Linked DNA regions of Homo sapiens: region 2 is linked to region 1. A link is a loop called in an ENCODE intact Hi-C map of the cell type or tissue named here. Cell type or tissue: mammary epithelial cell. All regions are shown on one strand. Links, peaks and the distances in the headings refer to the core of each region. The heading gives the core; the rest is flanking DNA. Region 1 has its middle 94 kb from the start of LINC02458. Region 2 has its middle 160 kb from the start of LINC02458.

Evidence for each region. Peaks named below come from ENCODE experiments on the same cell type or tissue, not always from the same donor. Only the 100,000 strongest peaks of a DNase experiment are listed, where the experiment ranks them.
Region 2: a loop joins it to region 1, with 4 times the contacts of the local background. A loop is called at or near these places in 4 of 110 quality-filtered maps.

Annotation. Positions count from the first base shown.
Region 1 is chr12:88,922,784-88,928,172 of GRCh38, reverse strand. No RefSeq gene overlaps it. Among named protein-coding and RNA genes, the nearest start is that of LINC02458, 94 kb to the left of the region's middle. In mammary epithelial cell, for the core only: no CTCF peak of the experiment used is centred there; a DNase peak (open chromatin) is centred at 2,052; H3K27ac peaks cover 2,724 bases.
Region 2 is chr12:88,852,140-88,857,528 of GRCh38, reverse strand. No RefSeq gene overlaps it. Among named protein-coding and RNA genes, the nearest start is that of LINC02458, 160 kb to the left of the region's middle. In mammary epithelial cell, for the core only: no CTCF peak of the experiment used is centred there; a DNase peak (open chromatin) is centred at 3,038; H3K27ac peaks cover 1,056 bases.

The sequences.
Region 1 (5,389 bases), core at 117-5,116:
TGACAAATTGTTAACAAATGCCATGAAGCGAATAAATGGGGATCTTCACTCATTCAAATAGATTTTTAATGCCTAAGCACTGTTGTAGGTTTTGACAATTTAGTGATACACAAAACAGTTAAAAGTCTCTATGCTCAGGGAGCTTGCATTCTTTCCAGTGGGTGATGAATTAAGTAAGTTAAGGAGAAAATAAACTTACATAGAGTGGTCCTGTAGACTGAATGTTTATGCGCCCCTCAAATTAATATGCTGAAACCCAATCCCCAATGTGATGGTATTTGGAGGTGAGGCCTTAGTGAGGTGATTTGGTCATAAGGGCAGAGCCTTCATAAATAGGATTAGTGCCCTGATAAAAGAGACTTTAGAGAGCTCCTTCACTCTTTCTTCCATGTGCAGACATAGCAAGAAGACTGCTGCCTGCGAATCAAGAAGTGGGTACTTACCAGAGCAGACACCAAATCTGGTGGCATCTTGGTATTAAACTTTCCCGCCCCTACAACTGTGAGAAATAAATTCCTGTTGATGATAAGCCACCTAGTTTATGGTATTTTGTTATGGCAGTCCAAGATGACCAAGACAGGTGGTAAAGAAAGGCCCTTCTAAAGACAGACTATTTAAGATAAGAACTGAAAAGTACAGAGACTGGGAGAAGAGCATTCTTTGCTGTGGAAAGAGCAAATGCAAAGATTTTGAGGAAAAAAAAATGGCTTGGCCTATTGAAGAAACAGAAAAGAGACCAGCATGGCTGTAATATAGTGAATAAAACTTTAAAAAGATGAAGTAAGAGATGACAGAAAGATCACTTCAATTGCTCAGTACAAAACTGGAATAGTGAAGGGGAAGAGTAAAAGCAAGAAGGCAATTTAATTTAATAGGCTATTGCTGTTATCTGAGTGATAGACTAGGGTGGCTTAGACAGGGTGATGGCAGTGTTGGTGAACGGATGAAAAGATGGATTTGAGATATATTTTGGTGTCATAAATCGTGTAATTTGCTGGTGAATTAGATATGGGAATTGAGAGAAAAATAGAATACAAGGTTGTTTTCTGCATTTTTGGATTAAGCAACTGATGGATGCTGGCACCATTTAAAGAGATATTAAAGACTCAGGAAAATAATAGGTTTGGGCGGAAAACAAGAACACTATTATAAATTTGAAATGCATATAGATATTCATGTGGAAATCTGACTGCTTATTTCAAATAAGCAGTTAGAAGGCACTCGGGGGAAGTTGCTTCTGTAGCTATAAACATGGGAAGTCAGCAGCTTCACAAGTAGATGTAAACTGTGGATTTAGAAGCGTTTTAGACAACAGTGAGGAAGAGAGAGTGAGCAGAAAACAAAAGATGACCCAGCACAAAGCTCAGTTACTCCAACACTTAGAGTTGAAGACAGCAAAGGAGGCTGAAAAAGAGCAGACAAGGACAATAGAAGAGAGAGGAGTGTTACAGAAGCTATAGTACCTATGTGTGTTTTCTTTTTGTGTAAGATGAGTGTATTTTCTTAAATCTTAATCCATACAGTTTAAGTGGAGCTGATTCTCTCCCAACACACAAGACCCTCCCCAAGTCTCTGCTCTCAGTTGGGCATGGTATGAGACTTGCTCAATTAAAGCCTTCTCACTACTCCCACTGATACTCACAGGAAAGAGGCATGTGGTGTGTGTGTGTGTGTGTGTGTGTGTGTGTGTGTGTTTGAGTTTACTAAGACCAGGAAAGACAAGGATGATTGATAAAAGTCTAGAACTGTCAATAGCCATCTTTGTTACCATGTGAGGTTTACCTGCCTAAAAACTGAGATAACAGCAGAAATGTAAGCTGAGAGGTAGAGAAAAATAAATAAGTTTCTGATAATATGTGTTTGAACCTCTAGAGCCAATGATGCCTTAAACTAGCACCATTCCTTGAACTTCCTGGATAAAAGAGCCAATAAATTCCTTTTGTGTTTACATAAGTTGGTTTGAGTCATGTTCCTGTTACTGGCAACCAGAAGAGATAGGACTACGATAAAAGATATTTCAAGAAAGGTGGAGTAGTTAATTGTGTCAAAAGCCATTGGAAAGTTAAGAGAGATGAGGGCAGAAAAATATTCCTTGGATTAGACAACATGGAGTCACTGATGACCTCATGGGAGAGATATCCGTGCAGGGGTGAGACTGGAAGTCTACCTGGGGTGGGGAAAAAACAAATTGGCAGTGGTTGAGTGGAGACAGTGAAAGTGGCAACTTACTTAAAAAGATCTTTTGTGAAGAAAAGTAAAGAAATAGAGAGATCACTGGAGAGGATTATGGTACCAAAGTAGACGCAAGGAAATATTTGATATTTATCTTCAATCATTCTTTCATCAAGTATTTATCCAAGCATGATTATCTATATATTAAGCTATGTTAGCCCATGAAAAAAAATTAAAATTCTGTCATTACCACTCCTTGCTTCCTAACTTACAGTGGTGATGATAGATTTTTAAATGAAAGTTAAAGTGTTATAACAAAAGTCTTTGCATGTGGCAAAAATATAATGAAAATAGATTACTTTTCTCTGTCTGACTCATAAGATTTTGTAGTTCTTAAAAATATTTCCTCAATATTGCTCAAAAGTATTTGGCACTGATTGAAATGGGCCCTACTCCTTTGAATAAAAGAGGAAGATTTTACTCATTCTAGGTGGATGCATTTAATTAAAAAAAAATTCAAGTCAGTGAAATCATCTTTTATTGCCAATTTTCTTTAGTAACAAATGGTAACAAAGAGCTACAATGCAGCAATTCAAGAACAACAACAAAAAATATTTAATGCTTATAAAGTACCAGGTACTCTGCAAGGTGGTGAGAATGAAGAAGTGAAAACACAGTTTTTGATACCTAAAAAATTAGTGTCCAGTATGGAAACAGGTATAAGCAATTAAAAAATTCAATAAGAATCACCATAGGAAGAAACACAGGACTCCATAGGAAATCTTAGGTGGAGTATCCCTGTTAGAGTCAGTGAATTTTTCTGAATGGAAGTAGAACTGAATCTGGAATTGTGAGTAGGACTTGGAAAGGCAGTTGACTTCCTTTTCTTAGCAGCTTACCCATTTCTCATAATCTGATCCAGCCTGTTTGCAGGCAAAACTCTTCACACTGTAACACATAGCAAGTGCTCAATAAATGCTGCTTAACTATTATTATCAGTAGGCTCCTACCTCTACATAAATAAACACAAGTAATAAGCCAATATTAGTTAAGAAGAGGCAGGCAATTACTGTTTGTGGAGATAATTAAGCTTTGGTGTTCTGTAGACTAAATTTAAAATTTATCTACTTAAAATTTATTGACTGTATTAGTTTGCTGAGGCTACCATAACAAAATACTACACATCGAGTGACATAAACAGCAAAATGTATTTTCTCACAGTTCTAGAGGCTAGAAGTTCAAGATCAAAGTGTCAGCAGGTTTGGTTGCTTTGGAGGTTTCTCTCCTTTGCTTGGGGATGGCCACCTTCTTGCTGTGTCCTCCCATGGTCTTTCTCTGGTTTCTCATTTTGTGTTCAAATTTCTTCTTCTTATAAAGACAACTGTTAGATTGAATTAGGGCTCACCTTAACTGTCTCATTTTCATGAAGTCACCTTTTTAAAGGCACTATCTTCATATAGTCATATTCTTACATACTGGGGGTAGGGTTTCAACACATGAATTTGAAGGTCTTACAGCAGTGGCCTTGGAAACTTACCACGGTAATCACTTGGGGATTCAGTTTCCTCATCTATAAAAAGAGGATAGAACACGGTGCCCTAGCTTGTATTTGGATGAGTTTCAGAATGTGGCAGTTTGCAAGACTAGTGGCCTGGTGACCACTTCTGGTATCTACTTGCATAAATTCATACGCACTGGTATTTTTTGGCAAGAGGTAAAAGGTGGAGGTTTTTGTTTGTTTGTTTTGGTTTTGATTTTTGAACACTGTCATTTGAGAACAAGGGAGGAAGTAAATCCAGTGTCTTCTTGAAGTGACATAAAGTCCTGATAGAGAGACGAACTGAAGTAATTTCTTTGAAACTCTGGGTACAGGGAGTGCTCGTTTGGGACCCAAGAGTAAAATTTCATATAACATTGGGGAGTAGGCTAGTTTTCCCACTTTTGGAAGCAACATAATACTGCTCTTTTATTTTCAGTAAATTCCTATCTATTAGTTACCTTTCCTGCAGTGACAAATAGCCCCCAAATCTCAGTGGTTCACAAAAACAAACTTTGATTTTTTTGGACAAGTGATATGTCAGGATTTATGGGTTGGCTGCAGCTGCCGTGACTTTGTTTGGCTCTGCTGGGCTCAGCACCGCATGTCTTCTTATTTCAGCCCCTTTGTGGAACATGCCATTGTCATAGCAAGGAGGGAAGAGCAACAGAGCTGGTAGAATCACATGATGTCTCCAAAACTCATGCTCAGTTGTGGTGAACAGCATGTCTTCTCACAGGCTATTGACAAGGAAAGTCTCATGGCCAAGCTCAAAGTCAAAAAGGCAGAGAAATATATGAAAACTACATGGAAGACAGCATCGGGCTGATATATTCGATCTAACAGAGAAAGAGATGAATATTGCAAACAAAAATACAGCTTACCATATGCTACTGTTTGCTGCTCATTTGAAAAAAAAAAGCTTAGTCCTCATTCACATTAAGTAAAGAATTACATTTATTTTCTTGGATAAAACATGTCACTATATTTCCCTAAATTTCTGATTAATTGCCCCAGTCATCCACTTCACTGTCACTGTCATTTATAGCTATGTAAACAATTGGGGGTTTCATACGAGTAGAAATATCAAGTAAATATGCAAAGGAATCATCTTCAAAACCAAGGACGCATTACAGTGAAGTTCAGACGTAGGCACAGATGTGGCAGGAGACATTTTCTGTTGAGGTCTGAGTTTAAACAAGTGAGACTGGCAGCAAATGTTTATATGAAAGTGGTTTACATTGTCTTGAATTTTTATACATATTACATATTTGTGTGTTTTATTTTTAAATCTGTTTTTAAAATGAGTTAAACACTGAATTAGAGTTTGAGAGTTTGCTACCATTACATATCTTAATTATATAACTGACATCCACTGCTTTGTTTTCATGCTCACTATGGAGACTTCTCAGTTATTTATTTATTATTCATTCATTCTTCATTCATGTATTATGAAACATTTACTAAACCCGGAGTATGCAGTATATTTGGCATTGGAAAGATATAGATGAATTACCATGTCTCAACTTGAAAGAGATCACCATCTAGTAAAAGATATAGATGTGCAAAAAAATAATTACAAAGTTTAAGTCTAATACAAAGGTGAGAAAAATAGCCCAGCAAAATGGAAAAGAAAGTGCTCTCTAGAGCTGGACAGATCTGGGCTCAGTTCTCAACAGT
Region 2 (5,389 bases), core at 170-5,169, 71 kb after region 1:
ATATAGAAAAATAATGTTATGACCTCTAGAGGTTTCTAGCTAAGAAGCAAAATCCAGAAGGAAGATGTTGGCACTTATGCTGAAATATAAATACTTCTTTAATTAAAGCCATCATAAGTAAGTTACACAATAACCAGCAGTCTGGAAAAAAAACTTGCCAAACATACAACTAAAAATAATTAATATCCAGAATATGTAAACATATCAGCCAGAAAAACTAAAGAATTTATAGAAAGTTTGTCAAAAGACAGAAGAAAACAGTTGGCCAAAACAGATGTGTGAAAAAAGGATTCCTAGACTTACTCGTAATACAGATATGTACATAAGATTATCTATTCAAATATAATAAATTTAAAAATCAGTAAAAATCTGTATAGAGGATACAGGAAAACAATTCCTCTCATACTCTTTTTGTGAAACTTGATAAAGCATTTTTACAAGGCAAGTAGAAAGTATCTTTCAAAATAAAAATAACACATCATTTACTCAAGACTTTCACTCCTAGGAATCTATCCAAAAAATAATGCTTATAACATGTACACAAATACATTTCTTTAAAGATGTCATTTTTTGTTGAAGCATTTTTTGGGTAATATTTGAAATTTTGGAAAATAACTCTATAAAGATAGGGGTAGTTTCAGCTATAATTTATAGAAAAACCCAAAATAACAGTGGCTTATAAACATGATAGTTTATTTCTCCTTCATGTAGGTTCCTGGTGTGAAAACTCCATGATTCTCAGAGATCTGTCTTCCTTTTTGCTCTGCTACCCTCAATAAGTGGTCCAGTGCAACTGCTCCAGCTTCAGTCAGCTGATCCATATTTGAGTTAGCAGACAAGGGAAAAGAAGCCCTCTCCCTTTGAGAACATTTATTTGATTGTTCTTCACTTTACTTACATTCCGTTGGTCAACACTTATCCACAGACACAAGGCCACACCTAGATTCAAAGAAAATTATAGAATTTAGTTGTTATTCTTGAAGACCCTGTGCCCAAATAACATTTGAAGGTCTATTTCTGAGCAAGTGGGAAAAATCGATTTTGTGGGACAACTCATAGTCCCTCCCACAATCTAGCTATTTGCCTACCCCAATATTCTGCCATACCCTTCTTCTGACACACAGAACCCAGTCATGCCTTTTGCAAAATAGACAGTTCCAAAGTCCCACACAGAGATCACTGCAGTGTCTCTAGATTATGTGTACTCTTGTGGTCTGGCAGTTGCTAAAATTAAAAGCAAACAATCTGCCCCCAAACATATCCAACCTATCACGGTGCAGCTGGAACAGGATAAACAGAATAAAAGCTCTCATTTGGAAAAGAGGAAAATAAGAATCATGAAGTGTCACTGGGGCCTTAGCGATGATAAAGTCCTCTCTGATGGTAAGCTTTTGGGTTCCTGCTGTGGCTTCTGTTACTGCTATCTCTTGCTGTAATGACTGATATACAGTCCTACTAATAACTGCTTCAGTGTTAGGGTTAAAACAACTGGCCTTCTCAACTCTTCAAGGAATCACACTACTGTAATCTCAGTCAACCAAGATTGTAGAACTAGGCAGAGAGCTTCTCACTGGCTGGTGTTAGACTATCTACATGAACATTATTGTAGAATTTTGTTTAAAAGTGAAAAAGGCAATCAACACACCTCAATCTTACGTATTGTCTCTACTATTTCCCCTAATGCTACGGTCATTGTTGACACTTACTCTTTCATCCAGGGCACCACAGGGAACAACTGTATTAGTTTTTTATCATCAAATAACAAAGTTCATCATTGTTTCAGAATGCAACATGTGAGTCCTCTTCATCTTCCACTTGATTGCTAAGCCAATGAAAATATATGGCTTCTGTTGCATGCAGCTCTCAATTTCTGTTTCAAAATTCCTTTGCACTGTGTTTGATTATAGATGACAGAAACTACTCTTAGCTAGTTTAAGCAGAAAAGAATTTAGTTCAGGAAATTAGCTACCTCATTGGAAGGGCTTTAGAAACAACCTTTATGCTGAGTCTGTAGAAATGAGACTATTCTGAAGCTAGGCATGAAATGAGAGGTATCTGAAGCAAGGTATCAGGCTCAGTAATTTCTGTTTCATAAAAGACAAATACTGCTGCAACCAAGCTCATTAGCAGAAACAGCAGAAGTACCAGATTGCATGCCCAATATACGATTATATCTGCTCATCTAAAGCTAAGCCTGTTTGGAACCTGAACTGTAGAGAAGTCTGAGAAAAGTAGTCTGCAACTTTTCAGCCTCTGTCATTTAGTAAGCATGTTCTAAGTTACTTGAAATGGACTGCAGTAAATCAATGCATAGTATTTGCCACAGGACCTAAAAGTCCATCTTTGGTAAATAAACTAAATAAATACTGGAACATTCATGTTAAGAAATATTAAGATGTTGTTAAAAAGAGTACGTACAGTGGAAACAGACAAACTTATAGTCAATATGTTAAGGCTAAAAATATTGTCAGAAAAAGCTGAGATAGCTGTTAACTGTGAGGCAGTATTTTGTACAAGGAGAAGCTATTAAGAAATTGCCGGCCGGGCGCGGCGGCTCACGCCTGTAATGCCAGCACTTTGGGAGGCCGAGGCGGGTGAATCACAAGGTCAGGAGATCGAGACCATCCTGGCTAATGCGGTGAAACCCTGTCTCTGCTAAAAATACAAAAAAATTAGCCGGGCGTGGTGGCGGGCACCTGTAGTCCCAGCTGCCCGGGAGGCTGAGGCAAGAGAATGGCGTGAACCCGGGAGGCGGAGCTTGCAGTGAGCCGAGACTGCGCCACTGCACTCCAGCCTGGGCGACAGAGGGAGACTCGGTCCTCACCCCCCCACCAAAAAAAACAAAACAAACAAATTGCCATTGAGACCCCTTGAGTAGTTGCTGAGTACAAGGTTGTACATGCATAGGGTAAAACTCAATGAAGCCAGGCAAAGAACTGTAAGATGAACAACTTTCAGATCTTTCACAAGGTAGGGAAACATTTGAGCTCTGACTAACCAGTGTAAAGATTCTTCAGTCATCAATGAAGCATTCAGTAGAAAACCCGGAAAAGGTCATATCTGGGTGAAGAGAACAAGGTATGCTTGGAATGAAGACAACTCTAGACATGCCATAAAAGTGCTTAAAACAGGAATTAAATGGATCAAACTAATCTTCAAGTAAGTTAGTTGCCTACTAGAATAAAGCACAACATTCTTTGAAGCAAGACATCAAATTGCAGATGTATGTAACCTCAGTGTAACCTCATGTTGTCTAGCACACAATAAAAAATTGCTACATATGCAAAGCAGAACATTATATAACATAGCCAGAAGAGGCCTCAATTGATAGAAACAGATCAAGAAATGTGAGAGAGGGTAGACTAGCAGACAAGGAAGTTTAAAAAGCTATAATAAATATGCTCAGGGATTTAAAAAGAAACCAGGAAATAATGAGGAGAGAAATGAAAAGTACAGAAAAGAACCAAATGAAATGTCTAAAGATGAAAGACATGGTAAATGAAATAAAAAATTCACAGGATGGGATAAAGAACAAATCAGACTGTGCAGACATAACAATAAAATGAATCCAAACTGAAGCACAGGAAGAAAAAAAAATACTGAAAACTAATGGACAGAGCTTTGTGGGACATGCGGGACAATATCAAGCAGTCTTACGTACCTGTGTGGAGAGTTCTGGAGGAAGAAGCATTAGGTGAATTTAGCAAACCATAGGATATGTGGTTAAAATATAAAATTCATTGCATTTCTCTATACTGGTAATAATTCAATGTTTAAATTTGATTTATATTAATTATATAGCATCAAAAGTGTGAAACACTTCACAATATATTTAGTAGAAGATGTGCAAATCCTGCACATTAAAAATTATAAAATTTGCTGAAAGAAATTTAAGAAGCTAAATAAAGGGAGAGATATGCCATTTGTGTGATTTGGAAGATTTAATGTTAAGGTGTCAATTCTTTTCCAATTGGTCTACAGATTCAACTCCTTTTATATGAAACGATAGAAAAGATCAATTGTATTTAAAATGAAGAAAGCAGATCAGAGGTTACCAGGAGCTGGTAGGATGATTAACTTCTAAAGGTCTCAGGATCTTGTTGTAGTTACATTGGTCTGTGTATTTGTCAAAACTTACAGAGCTTAACACTTAAAATAGGAGTATTTTCTCATATATAAATTACATTTCAATAAAGGTGATTTAAAAATAAGCCAATTACATTTCAATATTCTAGTAAAAACTATAACCATGTTAAAAAAATAAACAATTTATAATATCAAATAAAACAAAAAGGTATCTAAAATAAATCTAACAAAAGTGGGCCGTGTGTGTTTGTGTGCATGTACATATGTGTTTTTTTTTGTATTTTAATTATATATTTTATTTAAACCTGTGTCTCTAAAGCATTACATCAACATATAATCAATATTTGAAAAGAATTAATGGGATGTACTACATGCTTTTTTGTCCAAACTGTCTTCAGAATTCAGTGTATATATATATATATTTTTTAAGTTTTTTTTTCTTTTATTATTATACTTTAAGTTTTAGGGTACATGTGCACATTGTGCAGGTTAGTTACATATGTATACATGCGCCATGCTGGTGCACTGCACCCACTAACTTGTCATCTAGCATTAGGTATATCTCCCTATGCTATCCCTCCCCCCTCCCCACACCCCACAACAGTCCCCAGAGTGTGATGTTCCCCTTCCTGTGTCCATGTGATCTCATTGTTCAATTCCCACCTATGAGTGAGAATATGCGGTGTTTGGTTTTTTGTTCTTGCGATAGTTTACTGAGAATGATGATTTCCAATTTCATCCATGTCCCTACAAAGGACATGAACTCATCATTTTTTATGGCTGCATAGTATTCCACAGTGTATATGTGCCACATTTTCTTAATCCAGTCTATCATTGTTGGACATTTGGGTTGGTTCCAAGTCTTTGCTATTGTGAATAATGCCGCAACAAACATACGTGTGCATGTGTCTTTATAGCAGCATGATTTATAGTCCTTTGGGTATATACCCAGTAATGGGATGGCTGGGTCAAATGGTATTTCCAGTTCTAGATCCCTGAGGAATCGCCACACTGACTTCCACAATGGTTGAACTAGTTTACAGTCCCACCAACAGTGTAAAAGTGTTCCTATTTCTCTACATCCTCTCCAGCACCTGTTGTTTCCTGACTTTTTAATGATTGCCATTCTAACTGGTGTGAGATGGTATCTCATTGTGGTTTTGATTTGCATTTCTCTGATGGCCAGTGATGATGAGCATTTTTTCATGTGTTTTTTGGCTGCATAAATGTCTTCTTTTGAGAAGTGTCTGTTCATGTCCTTCGCCCACTTTTTGATGGGGTTGTTTGTTTTTTTCTTGTAAAT